Regions from separate parts of the Homo sapiens genome. Here all the other regions are linked to region 1. Evidence: read pairs that join two places in POLR2A ChIA-PET (ENCODE). Cell type or tissue: OCI-LY7. All regions are shown on one strand.

Region 1 (2,500 bases):
TCTAGGAGTGTTATTGGCATTTGATTGAAGTAGTTCCTTAAAAAGGCTAATGATGTCTAAACTGTGCTCATTTATCTTGTACATATTATCTGCTTCTTATTGAGTATTCACTATGTGCTAGGTACCAAGTGCTTTATCTGCATACATTTTCAAATTCTTAAAGGAGAGGCTGGGTGTGGTAATCCCAGCACTTTGCGGAGCTGAGGCAGTTGGATCACTTGAGGCCAGGAGTTCAAGACCAGCCTGGCCAACGTGGTGAAACCTTGTCTCTACTAAATACAAAAATTAGCCAGGTGTGGCAGCACATGCCTGTAATCCCAGCTACTTGGGAGGCATGAGAATCTCTTGAACCCAGGAGGCAGAGGTTGCAGTAAGCTGAGATCACACCACTGCACTCCAGCCTGGGCGACACAGCAAGACCCTGTCTCAAAAAAATCACAAAACAAAGAATAATAATAATAATAATTCTTAAAAGAGCTCTGTAAGATGTATTTTCTATTAGCATTTTTTTAGTATCACAAACCGAAGCTCAAAGAAATTCAATCATTTGCCTAAGGTGATATAGCTAGGAAAATTTGGGATTACGACTGCCTGACTCCAAAGCCTGTTGCCCTTGACTGCTAAGCATTATTGTTAGTTACTTCTAGTTAAAATTATATCATATATTCCTGCTGAGTGTGTTCATTTAGAAAAGCCTATCAGCTATGCCTCCTGAGTTTTCCTAGGTAACATCCTTCTTTTTTTCTTTTCCCTTCTCCTTTCTATTAACTTAAACTTTTGCTGTTTTCTTATTTAGACTATTCCTAGCCTGGTAGGTCATGTGTCTGGTTGCAGAGGACAGAAATATCTGGGATAGGAAGCATATTTGGCAGTCTAGCAATTTCCTCTGAGTCCTGAAAGTTCCTCAGGTCCTATGCTACCGAAAAGAGTTGGTGTGTGTGTGTATTTTTAGTTTTATTCATTTCTGGTCAATTAGTTAAAGATGTAACCCTTATTCCTGCCATTGACCAACAGATAGGAAAACTGCCATGAAAGAAGCAGAACAAGAGATATTTAAAATAATATATCATGTAAGGATTAGCCAAGTGAAATAAAAACAAAGCATTTCTCTGTTTTCACAGGGCAAAGACAGTTTTAGAATGCTATTCTTGTCATATGTTTAGTTTCACTTAGGTTGATTCTTTGGCCATCTAGAAAGTACAGCTGCACAAGTTTTATTTTAATCTGCTGCTCTTTGTTGAAGACTGCAGTTTCTCTTTGGTGGCAAATTCTCAGGAAGAAATCGTAGAAAAAAATTTTTTTTTGTTTTAATTTAAGCTCCTGGAAAAGTAATGGGAGCTATGAAAGTACTTTAAAAATCTATGTCTGAAGTATCATTTGAAAGGATATTTAGAATCTAGTCATAGCATTTAATTGTAATAAGATTTATATCCATTGTTTTAAATCACAAGTACTATTTTGTTGTACTAAGAATGAAAAATTTTAGTATTTTTTTCAAGAGAAGATGATCATTACACTTTGAGAGAAGGAAGTTGATTTTTTCTTTTTTTTTTTGCTTTTTTAGTGCAATGGAGCAATCTCAGCTCACTGCAACCTCCGCCTCCAGAGTAGCTGGGATTATAGGCACGTGCCACCATGCCTGGCTAATTTTTATATTTTTAGTAGAGATGGGGTTTCACCATGTTGGCCAGGCTGGTCTTGAACTCCTGACCTCAAGTAATCTGCCCACCTCGGCCCCCCAAAGTGCTGGGATCACAGGCGTGAGCCACTGTGCCTGGCCAATTCTTTTTATTTTCTTTAGCATTGTAACAACACTTTTATTTTTTACAATTTTCTTTAAGTCTCATGAGAATTTCTCTCGTGCCTACTAATGTTTATTGAGAGAATATCTGTGCCAATATTTACATTGGTTTAAAATAAGAAATGCTAGTAACAATTATTTTCTGATTTATTTCATGCATTATGAAATGATCATACTTCCACTTGGGGTCTCTCAGTAAGTGGTGAGTAAGTCTGGACACTCCTGGTCAATGAGCTGTGGTGCAGATGCATTAAACACCTCTGATGACTTAGGAGAAATGAACCTGTTTTGTGTAGAGTGAGGAAGTTGTTTTAATGAACCATCTCTTATCACTAGAAATTCCTTTATAACACCAGCTCTCAGCTTATCTTCTTGTGATCCTTTCCTCCACTCCCTTCCTCAGCTCCTCTATGTTCTGGGCCACTCCCCACTCACTTTAAACAATGCTACTTTTAAAGGAAGCAAAACAACAGGATGAAACATGACTGCACGTGCCAGATAGTTGAGAATTAAAAGCTCTTATACTACAGATGGCCAGATTGTGGAGAGTGGGAAACCTACACACTGCTGGTGGGAGAGATACTACCTTCTGAAGCGCAATTTGGGAATATTTAATAATATCAAATGAGCATATCACCAAGACTTAGTCATTCCAACCCTAAATGTATACTGTAAAAAAAGTCTCTTGCATGCATAAGG
Region 2 (2,500 bases), 230 kb after region 1:
AAGGATTTTTTACTTTTTACAAACTCACAGGCTATCTTGTGCCAGCTTATATATATATCTGGAAGAGGAATTGTATATATTTGGCTGACTTCAGTTCACAAGTGTCTTATGAATCTCTGTGGCAAATTGATATATCCATCCATGGTAGAAGGCAGGAGACTGCCATGGGGATTTGTCTCCAGGATCATCAAGGTCCTCAGTATAAGAAACCTGATGTTACAGGCCAGGTGCGGTGACTCACGCCTGTAATCCCAGCACTTTAGGAGGCCAAGGTGGGTGGATCACCTGGGGTCAGGAGTTCAAGACCAGCCCGGCCAACATGGTGAAACCCTGTCTCTACTGAAAATTATAAAAATTAGCTGGATGTGGTGGCACGTGCCTGTAGTCCCAGCTACTCAGGAGGCTGAGACACAAGACTCACTTGAACCCAGGAAGCAAAGGTTGCAGTGAGCTCAGATTGCGCCACTGCACTCCAGCCTGGGTGACAGAGCGAGAGTCTGCCAAAAAAAAAAAAAAAAAAAAAGAAACCTGATGTTACAGAGCATTGTAATGAGGTAAGAATTTCCTAGAGTATATTGTTGCCAAATAAACTAAATAAATAGTATGAAGAGGTAAGACAAAGTTACAGGCCTAGGCAAGAATGGAAAAGAAAAAAAGGAATCATTAATGTTCGGGATAAAAGGACAGATATTAATCGAGTATTTGCTGGTTAATAGCAAAAGAAACATACTTTTTTTTCTAGCTGAGGATTTTCATGAGTTGTTTTTCAGGATACAAGCGAATTTATACAATTCCTTACCTGTCAGTACAACATGCATTGGTTCCCCTTCCCCCCAACAGATGGCAAGGTGAATTATGAAATCTCATAAAAAAAAAATACAACTAGTCTACTCTTGGAAGGTAGAGATATGTCCTTATTTGAAATGGTTTGCGGTGTTTTTCAAGGAGATGAGCACCTACTGATCTCTTTCTGTGCCTATTAAAACCAGAAATCGGAGCTGGATGTGGTGGGCACCTCTGTAGTCTCAGCTGCTTGGGAGGATTGCTTGAGCTCAGGAATTTGAGGCCAGCCTAGGCAACATAGTAAAACCACTGTCCCTAAAAAACACATTTTTAAAATAATAAACATCAGAAATTGGTAAAAACATTGCAAAAAAGAGGGATGGTGAGGGTAAGCATTGTCTGTTTGGGGATTGAGATTATGCCTAAAATTTTAAGATTCCTAACGATGACTTGCATGTGTTTCCTATTATGTGCTATTAGTTATTTCTCATTGCATCTAAGAACTTTATTAAGAAGTACCTAGCGGCCAGGCATGGTGGCTCATGCCTGTAATCCCAGCATTTTGGGATACCAAGGCAGGCAGATCACGAGATCAAGAGATCAAGACCATCCTGGCCAACATGGTGAAACCCCATCTCTACTAAAAATACAAAAATTAGCTGGGCGTGGTGGCGGGTGCCTGTAGTCCCAGCTACTCGGGAGGCTGAGGCAGGAGAATCGCTTAAACCCAGGAGGCGGAGGTTGCAGTGAGCCAAGATCGCACCACCACTCTCCAGCCTGGCAACAGAGCAAGACTCCGTCTCAAAAAAAAAAAAAAAAAAAGTACCTAGCATGGCACATAGCAAGAATCAATATTTTGTTGCTTTACTGGAGGAGACACTATTATTTTTTCTTTTATAAACAAAAGTAGAATTTTGTGTGATAAGTTTTTTCTTGGAGCATATTGTCTTCATAAAATAAACATGGAAAACATATTGTTTTCTTCTCCTACAGTTGATACCCAAAAAAAGCTTTGTGAAATAATGCCAAGATAGTGTCACTACTACCATAAAACTTTAAAAAGTGAATAAAAATGTGAGAGAAGTTAACACTTAGCATATGGTTTTTCCCAAAACTGGAAAAGCTTGTACAAGAATATTATCTAGAAACTACTTAAAACTTTAAAAAGTGACTTTGAAAAGAAAATCGTCATAGAAATTTGCCTTTTGTAAGATGTTACAATTAGCTAAATATGAACATAATGTGAAAGTAAATAAAGCATAAGCCGCCCTTTCGCAATAATACTGTCCTTTTGAAATTTTTTGAGAGGCCCTTTTCCCAGAATAAGTATGACTCTTAACAGAGGACTTTCCGCTCTGTATATTAGCGTATGAAGTGCGTGTCCATGTTAATGGTCCAACTTCAAGCATCTTTTGTGCCATCATTAACAACTGGAACACAGAAAATTGTGAACAGAAATCGCCTCTAGACATCTCTCAGTTGTTAACTGCCTAAATATTGTGAATGTAACATGCATTTTTCTGATGAGAAAAGAAATACAATTTTTTTTTTTTTCCTGGAGATCAAGTCATGCTCTGTCTCCCAGGTGGGAGCTCAGTCGCACGCTCATAGCTCATTGCAGCCTCGAACTCCTGGGCTTAAGCAATCCTCCCTGCTCAGCCTCTTGAATATCTGGGACTACAAGCACACACCACCATGCCTGGCTAATTTTTTTTTT
Region 3 (2,500 bases), 120 kb after region 1:
ACTTGAACCTAGGAGGCGGAGGTTGTAGTGAGCCAAGATCATGCCACTGCACTCCAGCCTGAGCAAAATAGTGTGACTCTGTCTCAAAAATAAAATAAAATCAAACCGAGGAGGGAATCAGGGCTCTGCACATAGAACATGCAGAATATCTGTAAGTCCCTTTATTTCCTTAACGAGCCATAGTGACAGGCACTCGGTTCCATCCTTAAGCATATACAGTTTTACCTCATTAGGCCTCCTTTTAGGCAGTCGGTAGTCACAGCAACGTTAAAATTCACAGGCGTGACACAAGTCCTCTCATTACTGGATAATCAAACCACATGATATGACCAAAAAGCCAAAATACAGGATAATTCAAGTCCTTACTCCTTCTCTTCTTTAGATACACATACATTTACCACACACACACACACACACAAACACGGAAACACACGATAGGAATCCCTCATCTTGTACTCTTCTAGTCTAGTCTGTACTAGTCTCTTTACTCCCAAGAAACAACAATTTTGTCTTTGAAATATGAATGATGCACACCTCCGTTTCTGAGTGTGGCATGCATCTCATAAAAATGGGCTGGTGAAGAAACTCACCAAGTCTGAAGGATCAGCAGTGAGTTCCACTGCAGGGCTTGTATCCCTTCTTGTAAAGAGATCAGCTACTCAGTCAAGCCAAGAGCTCTTCTTCAGCTGTATTCTTCCATCAGTAACATTTAACTTTAGGGACTTGACATCTCATAGCAGTGAAACTCTTTCTCCCAAGCAGCTATTTTTTTCTGTTCTAAAGTCCGTTCCCCCCAAATAGCGAGATGTTGACTCTAAAGTGAAACAAGGCACACTATAGACCTTGACCTTCCCCAGGAATGACTCAAAAGCAGTTTGGTGTTTGGGCCCCCCTTCAAACCTTTCTTCTCTCAGACAACCTTACTATTACCAGCAAGGAAGAGGTCACCCATTTCCTTTCTGCTGTAGCAGCACTGCCCAAAATATGGTCCGTGAAATGCTAGGCCCATGAGCTGCTCCAGAATATGTGGAAACAATACATGCCAGGCATTTCCCCTGCCATATATCATTTGCATACTGGTACTTAATTGGTCAATTCAGCAACTCTTTGTGGCTTCCTCTTGCTTCCTGCCTTCTAGTGATTCAGCTACAGAACTATTTAAATAACAGCAGATAAGTCAACCAATTCATCCTGGGGAGACTTTCCAGTTACTGACCAGTAAGGTGGTTTCCCCCGAGGTCAGCTGTTCCTGAAAGCTGTATGTACTTCCGTCTTTCTCGCTACAGCTGAAACCAATGTCATGAGTCCCCTATCCTTGAGATCAGGGCAGTTGATTCAGTTCAGCCCAAGAGGAATTAAGTAAGAAGGAGATTCCAGGCAACAGTGGATTTCCTTTTCTATAATTTTATACCTTCATTCTTTATTAAAATGCTTTTGTAGCATTAGGATGTGTGTTTGATAAAGATGTTTCTGGCAAAAACCACTTTCTTTTTTTTTTTTTTTTTTGCATATCTGTCCATAGGATAGATCATGGACAGTATTTTATTGTGATTCAGATACCCGTTTCTCTCATTAGGAGTGAGGCTGAGAAGTTTTATATACATTTGGGAGCTTTTTGTGTTTTTCTTTCTGTGAACTGTTCAGGCATACATATACAGAGACTGACTAGCTGTCCTCCAGACCTGTTTCCTTTTCCTTCTGGGGTTTCCCAGCCTCCTGGCAAGTAACTGTGGCTGGTGGACTGAGGCTTGGGCAATGGATGGTGGGCCCGAGTGGCAACTCACCCAAGCATGATTCATAAAAACTTCCTATGAGATCCTCCTACTCTTTCTTCCCCATCTGCTGGAAAGATGTTGACACCCAGAGCAACCTATGAAGCTTTCTTTAAAACCAATGTTTGAGGAAATATAGGCAACTCCACTGTCTTATTCTCCATCCAAATAAAGAAGCAGCTCATGTCTACTAGAGAATCATAGTATCTGAGAACCAGGACAGACCTAAGAGATCATCTAGTCCATCTGTTTCCAAAATTTGTTTTCAGTGATGAATCCTTTTTTATATGAATCCTTAAGCAGAACTGTGATATATGACAGTCAGCATATTTTCTCTGGTTTCAGGTATAACAGGATTGGAACCTGTGGTCTAGACCTACAGCATCCCACTCACTCATCCCAACCAAGGCAGCCCCAAGATGCTAATGGAGACACTTAAGCCCCTGAAGAACAGGCTTAAAGATTATCAATCTGACCCTGAATTTGATAAATATGAAAACTGAGACCCATAAATAGAAATAATTAGTAGTCAGTAAAAATGAGGGGATCAGACCCTCAGTAGACCCACTGAACTTGGGCTTCCTTGACTGTTTTGGTACCCCAGAGATATCCCTCCCAGGGCCTGGGAGGCCCTTTCCTGGCTACCCTGCTGTATGGGTTATGCTGAGCAAGGGAGGCAGTCATAACACATGACCGTTCCCTTACATAGCATAATTATGCTGCTCATT

What was found. Peaks named below come from ENCODE experiments on the same cell type or tissue, not always from the same donor. Only the 100,000 strongest peaks of a DNase experiment are listed, where the experiment ranks them.
Region 2: POLR2A ChIA-PET joins it to region 1 with 5 read pairs; 2 of 35 experiments call an interaction of 5 or more read pairs at or near these places.
Region 3: POLR2A ChIA-PET joins it to region 1 with 5 read pairs; 2 of 35 experiments call an interaction of 5 or more read pairs at or near these places.

What each region holds. Positions count from the first base shown.
Region 1 is chr6:136,716,156-136,718,655 of GRCh38, reverse strand. The region is part of intron 2 of MAP3K5 (mitogen-activated protein kinase kinase kinase 5); the gene reads left to right. Among named protein-coding and RNA genes, the nearest start is that of MAP3K5-AS2, 67 kb to the left of the region's middle. In OCI-LY7, no CTCF peak of the experiment used is centred here; DNase peaks (open chromatin) are centred at 1,185 and 2,035; H3K4me3 peaks cover 1,923 bases; H3K27ac peaks cover 2,500 bases.
Region 2 is chr6:136,487,550-136,490,049 of GRCh38, reverse strand. The region is part of intron 1 of MAP7 (microtubule associated protein 7); the gene reads left to right. Among named protein-coding and RNA genes, the nearest start is that of MAP7, 62 kb to the left of the region's middle. In OCI-LY7, no CTCF peak of the experiment used is centred here; no DNase peak of the experiment used is centred here.
Region 3 is chr6:136,592,721-136,595,220 of GRCh38, reverse strand. All of the region lies in intron 21 of MAP3K5 (mitogen-activated protein kinase kinase kinase 5), which reads left to right. Among named protein-coding and RNA genes, the nearest start is that of MAP3K5-AS1, 35 kb to the left of the region's middle. RefSeq lists an enhancer at 573-732. In OCI-LY7, no CTCF peak of the experiment used is centred here; a DNase peak (open chromatin) is centred at 1,180.